Regions from separate parts of the Homo sapiens genome. Here region 2 is linked to region 1. A link is a contact called in ENCODE Hi-C or POLR2A ChIA-PET data. All regions are on one chromosome and are shown on one strand. The core of a region is the stretch at or near the end of the contact, and the rest is flanking DNA. Distances in the headings are between cores, read along the strand shown. Region 1 overlaps UXS1 (UDP-glucuronate decarboxylase 1). Region 2 overlaps UXS1 (UDP-glucuronate decarboxylase 1).

Region 1 (3,045 bases), core at 316-2,815:
CAGATGTGGCTCACCTCCCCACCCTACCTGTCCAGGCTTCTCAGCCATCCGAGGACACCCAGTACAGGCACACCCCTGGCTACAGCCAGCAGGCCAAAAGTATGTCGGAGAAGGTCTTCACAGGCCGGCTGGTACAGGCAGGCAGACCTGGAGGCATGGGCAGGGACCCCAGTGGCCATGGAGGGCAAGGTGACTCTAGTTTCGTGGAGCAGCCATGCATCTGGGTTATGTCCCCGTGCCTGCCTTCCCCTTAGTGGAGGGTAGCGGGTATACATGGCAGCTTCAGAAGTGTCACTCCCTGAACCAAGATGCACTTATCCCTCATCCTTTGTGAGCTGACTTCGATTTGGGTTGCAAGGTGCTCCCTGAGCCGAGGCCAGCACCTACCGTGAGTGGCTCCCCCTGGAGCGCCTGCAGGATGAAGTTGCTGACTACTCGCCCATCGTTCATGTGCATGCGTGGCCCAAAGGTGTTGAAGATTCTGGCCACTCGCACTTCCACGCCTTCCTGGAACAGAGAGAAGAGGAGGTCAGGTGTGCTCCCCTGTGTGGTCCACGCATCCACTTTGCATTTCCAGTGCCCTGCATGCAATGCAGAATGGAAACGTTCTGCTTTCCATTCCAAAATGGAAATGGCTTTTTTGTTCTGATTCCATAATGTGCTCATTATAGACCAATCGGGAGACTACACAGGGCTATACCAAAGAGAGTCAAAGCTGTCCCAGATCTCGCCACTGAAAGGCCACCAGCATTAATATTTTGGTAGAAAACCAGCCAAACAGTACAAGGAGGAAAAACGTGTATTTATATAATTTTTTTTCCCAGTTAAATATATATTTTCCAAAATGGGATCATGTTATGAATATGCTTTTCTAATCTTTTTCACATAATATATTGTGCAAATTAATCACTCAATAGAGATTTAGATGTCAATGAATATTTAATAGCTAGGGAGAAATACAAGAAAGCTCTCTATCTTAGGAAAAGGGGACACAGAAACGTTCTTACTGAGTGAGCTTGCATCTACACTCCCAATCTATTTTACTAAAAAACATCTGTTTTAGTGAGAAACTAAATACAACTTAGTGCCCAGTATAGGTTATTAGCTAATGGCCTGGAAAGAGAAACATACTGACACTGTTTAAATAGTCATCCCTCCTGTTCATTTTCACCTCTATGTTCATTTTCAAGTATTTTTAATGCTTCTATTTTTACTACAATGAACATGTATTACTTTTGTAATCCAGAAAAGCCTGTTTTCAAATATGCAATCATGGAAGTGCATACTTGAATAACAAAAGCCTGCTCTAAGTGATCGTGTTAATTATTAACTTCACAGACTGCTTTGCCATGGATGGAAAAATTAAATGTTTTTATCACAAACTCTGAATTAGTGGGCTTTTACAGTGTATACGTATCTAATGTTTGATCCACTGCAGAACAAACGTGCACTTTCTGGGCACCTGAGGGCAGGGAGCCTGGGGCGTGAGGACCTGGGCTCTGCTTCTCACTGCGCCCATGTGTCCGCCGTTCCCGCTCCACCGCTCACTGCCCAGGCCTGCCACTGACTCGGTCGCAGCAAGACTGGGAAAGAAGCAGTACTCACCTGACCGCCTCAGTGTTCTAAGACTGAAGCACAGGCCCAGTGGCTGTATTTGGTGCCAGTTATCACTACCAGCTGAAACAGTTCTTTTTTCAATTTCGGCCAACACCTTAGGCTGGCATGGGTTGGGAATGGGAATCCAATGAACCCTTAGCTAACAAGGCTTACTTAGCACAGAATTTCTCCACCAGTATAGCGAGTTAAAGGGCATGAACCACGAGCCCCAGAGGCCCCATCAGCCCTCTCAGTGGCTGGAGTGACACGGCCGCCACCTCGGCCCACAGCAGGCTTGTCAATTTCCCTAGGGTGTTCCACAAACCCAGGCGGGTTTTTAAGTGTGCTGTGATATGAAAAAGGGTGAGAGGCATGGAAGCACACAGTTAACTTTTAGAAGCCAGAGTGCTTTATTTGTGCTAATTCTTCCTAGTAATACACTGTAATACTTCACGTGAGCCACTCAGATACTCAGGACAAAGATATGAGCTAAGTCCAAGAATAAATCAACCCTTTTCTCCACCGAACTAATGAGTGTATTAAAAAGGGTGGGGAGCAGAGATGCTGCTCTCAACAGAAAATGACTCAGAAGTACCCACTTGCATTTAATTGATAAGATGAGGAAAGAAAGTGAATGGATGTGGCTTTATTCTAGGAAAAGACTGGAAAAACCTCAGCAAATTTACAATAATCAACGCAATGTGCCTGGCAGGGGAAAAGCTCAATGGGTTAGGCAAAATTTGCAGCAAATCAAATGCTTTTATCTTCTTGACGTTCCCTTTCCACAAAACAATATTCCGGAACATGGCCTCATTAGGATCAGCAGACATTAAGTGTCCAACCCATAAACAGGCTTGCTTGCTGTGGCTTTTCTATTTGGGCCTGTAATGGTTCAGCAACAGAGGGCAGCCCTTCTATACAGGTGCAACAGCCGTTGAGTGCAACAACACTTCCAAGAACACGAGCTCTCAAGGCTGGTCTACACCAATAAGACAAGCTACTCATGAAGCCTAAACTCCTTACATGAAATAGACAGGAACCCGAGGCTCACTCCAGTTAAGCCCTGCTCTCCTCTGGGATGATGGTGTCTTCTGGAGTTTGTATGCCCATCTATCCCTTTCTAGGTAGCATCAGGGAACCCTTGGCCTTCACACAAAGGCGACCCCCAGTCAATATGTATAGTCCACTTGCTGCTGAATCCTCATTCTCACTGGTCCTCACGGTGGGACCATGTGGGCAGGCAGGGGGACAGTCGATGGATGCTGACACCACTGTTGATGGTGGCAGTTCAGTTGCCACCCACATGCATGGATTGGAGAAAGGTATTCCTCATCTCAGATCTGAGGCAAGGTCCAGGGTCTGACCCAAAGCCACCTTCCTAAGAAGGGAAGAACCAGGCTGAAAACCCAGGAAGTACACACCAGGCAACGCTGTCTCATTTAAGGAAGA
Region 2 (3,045 bases), core at 290-2,789, 34 kb after region 1:
TCAAACGGAAAGTATTAATAGGAAGACAGCAATCCTTTCTACCTAAAATAAAAGGTATACAAACTCCTAGGTCTATGGTTTTAAAACATGTAATTCTCCATGAAACTCCTGTTTAAAATAAATGAAATCTCACACACGATGAAGTATTCACCACGGTGAGAGAGTAAAGCCACCTGGATTTGAGTGGAGTGGTAGCTCATGCCTGTAATCCCAGCACTTTGGGAGGCCGAGACAGGTGGATCACTTGAGATCAGGAGTTCAAGACCAGTCGGGCCAACATGGTGAAACCCTGTCTCTACTAAAAATACAAAAAATTAGCTGGGCGTGGTGGCACACTCCTGTAATCCCAGCTAGTTGGGAGGCTAAGGCAGAAGACTCACTTGAACCCAGGAGGCGGAAGTTGCAGTGGATCGTACCACTGCACTCCAGCCTGGGTGACAGAGAAGACTCCATCTCAAAAAAAAAAAAAAAAAAAAAAAAGAAGCCATCTGGATGAAAAAGATCAAAAATGGCAGAGGAGAAGTAAGGGGAGGCTATAAACTAAAAATGAAATTTGGGTTGGGTGCAGTGGCTCATGCCTGTACCCAACACTTTGGGAAGCCAAGGTGGCTGGATCATTTGACGCCAGGCGTTCAAGACTAGCCTGCGCAGCATGGTGAAACCCCGTCTCTACTAAAAATACAAAAATTAGCTACACGCCTGTAATCCCAGCTACTATGGTGGCTGAAGCACAAGAATCACTTGAACCTAGGAGGTGGAGGTTACAGTGAGTTGAGATCACACCACTGCACTCCAGCCTGGGTGACAGAGCGAGACTCTGTCTCATAAATAAATAAATATCCTAAGTCCCCCAACTGAGTGGGCCCCCTCTTGGCCAAACGGAACCCCAGAGAAACCTGAAAAGCTGAGTTCCCAGCAGTGATGTGAAAGGAGATTGGACATGCCTCACTATACTTTCTCTTTTGGAATTTAGACACAACTGACCAACGTTAATATTAAAACAGAGATCATAAACAGGACCTAGGGTCGTGCCAGACAGGAGCTAAGTCACATCCCTCCAAGTCATTCTGACCCAGTGTATTGGTGAACAGACTTCCTTGTCATAACTTAGATTCCTTTCTGCTGACTCCAAAGTTTTACACAAAGATTTACTCCTTTAACCAATTACAAAGTAAAAAATCTCTAAAGCCAGGGAGGTCAAGGCTGCAGTGAGTGGCAATTGTGCCACTGCACTCCAGCCTGTGTGACAGAGAGAGACCCTGTCTCAAAATAAATAAAATAAAATACAGAATCTCTTAACCCGCCTATACCTGTGAGCCCCCACTTCAAAATAGCCTGTCTTTTTGGGCCAAACCAATGTAAAAGCCCTATATATTGATTTATACCTCCTTGTAACTTCTGCCTCTCTAAAATGTATAAAACTAAACTAATCCGCCTGCCTCGGGCACACTTACTCAAGGCTTCTTGGTTTTGTGTTTCCTGGGGCTGCAGTTACTCATACTGGATCATAATACACCTCTAAAATATTTTAGAGTTTGGTTTTTCAGTTAACAAGGCCAACCTCAAGAATAACCATCCCTTAACCACCACATAGATATTACATATGCTCTGATGAAATGCAAATCAAATGGTTAAGACAGGATGGGTGAGACCAGGCATCCTCATGCTCGATAGCTTTCATTTGGCTTTACCAACAGCACCATTTTCCAAATCCCCTTTGCCTTCAAGATAAGAAACTGACACCCAGAGAAGTTACGTCTTTGACTAAAATCCTCAGAGATCACTAGCTGGGACACACTAAAGCTACAGTCTTTCTAATTACACGCTCTCTACTGCCTGTCAATTTGTCTGGTTCGTGTTTCATCTTAAGAGCTCCCACATTCTACTGCTATACCTGAACAATGACTATGAAAAACGATTTTCCAGAAAAATAATTGAAATTCAAAGTTGACTCACCACTAGAGCTTAACTCACGGGATGAGATTTCATTTTATCTTCACGTTATTGCATTTTTTCCAAGTTTTCCATGATTTTTACATTTAAAAACTTGCAACTTTTAAAAAGAAATGTAACCCCTTTTAACATAACTGTTTCTCTATATGCAAATATTTCTGAAAACAAAATGTTCAGTGGCACTCTAACATTATCTCTGCACCCAAAATACCTGGCAGACAGTTCTGAGATATCAGAGATGCAGCGTATTAAATTACACATGATCATCTCCAACATCTCACTAGTCTTAGTACTGACGTAAAATTGTTGGAAGCACCTTAGCTTGACTAAAATGCACTGGAATTTTTTTTTCTGAAGTAATTTCCTTCTACCTAAAATACTTAAGATTTATATAATATAGCTGGATGGTTATGCAATTTTTTATCCTAATCAATGTTAGCCCATTAGGCAAGTGTTTCAAATAGAAACAAATTTGGTGAAAGCTTAGCACTTACAAAGCTCTATCAGGAACACTAATCACCAAACCCAAGGATATTCTTTGAATAACAAGGAGCTAATACCCAAAAGAGAACAGGAGAAAAGAAGTAAGACCTCTTACACTGAGATGGATTAGAACTTACACGGCTTTGCATGGCTTTCCAGTATAGGGGTTTGTCTCAGTGTGCTTTCTTGCTCGCTCTTGTGGGTGCCAATAGGCAGCTAAAGTGGTCTAGTTCAAGGTCAGCAGTCAAACTCATGATGCTTAGCAAATTAGCAAAAAATCAAAAAATGTATTTCAAAGCAAGTCTCCTCTTTCTGTTGAAGCTGTCCTAAGGCTTACCAATTTACTGAAAAGGCTTTAAGTTATAGCAACAATATACCAGACTCACATGCCAAATGCCTCAGAAATGTGCTTAACCTATGAGATGGCAGATGAGGGGAAAAAAAAAACTAAGTCTGTTTGCTGTGGTGATGTGTAAAGCAAAATAAATTCTATAATACTCAGCATCGACAGGAAGATCATTCCATGTGCACATAATAAAATTCATGGCAAGATTTTGCAGCATTCCTGTAACAGTGCTGCTGTGCTTTTAACGTGTCCACCAAAAGCAC

The links. A loop is a pair of places that touch in the nucleus more often than their neighbours do. ChIA-PET counts read pairs that join two places held with the same protein, here RNA polymerase II (POLR2A). Pooled maps may share reads with other maps.
Region 2: a loop to region 1 is called in a pooled map, with 2.4 times the contacts of the local background. The contact joins two enhancer-like sites. A Hi-C loop is called at or near these places in 2 of 168 maps with a recorded cell type or tissue (PC-3 and gastrocnemius medialis), 2 of 37 single-sample maps with no recorded cell type and 11 of 50 pooled maps. POLR2A ChIA-PET finds 5 or more read pairs at or near these places in 5 of 52 experiments (A673, CD4-positive, alpha-beta memory T cell, K562 and 2 more).

The regions. Positions count from the first base shown.
Region 1 is chr2:106,112,259-106,115,303 of GRCh38, forward strand. UXS1 (UDP-glucuronate decarboxylase 1) reads right to left here. Exons shown (of 15, transcript NM_001253875.2): 10 at 388-507. Among named protein-coding and RNA genes, the nearest start is that of ECRG4, 48 kb to the left of the region's middle. Within about 2 kb of position 1,566, at least 7 of the 41 ENCODE cell types and tissues checked have a DNase peak (open chromatin) inside an H3K27ac peak, as active enhancers do.
Region 2 is chr2:106,146,317-106,149,361 of GRCh38, forward strand. The region is part of intron 5 of UXS1 (UDP-glucuronate decarboxylase 1); the gene reads right to left. Among named protein-coding and RNA genes, the nearest start is that of UXS1, 46 kb to the right of the region's middle. Within about 2 kb of position 1,540, at least 6 of the 41 ENCODE cell types and tissues checked have a DNase peak (open chromatin) inside an H3K27ac peak, as active enhancers do.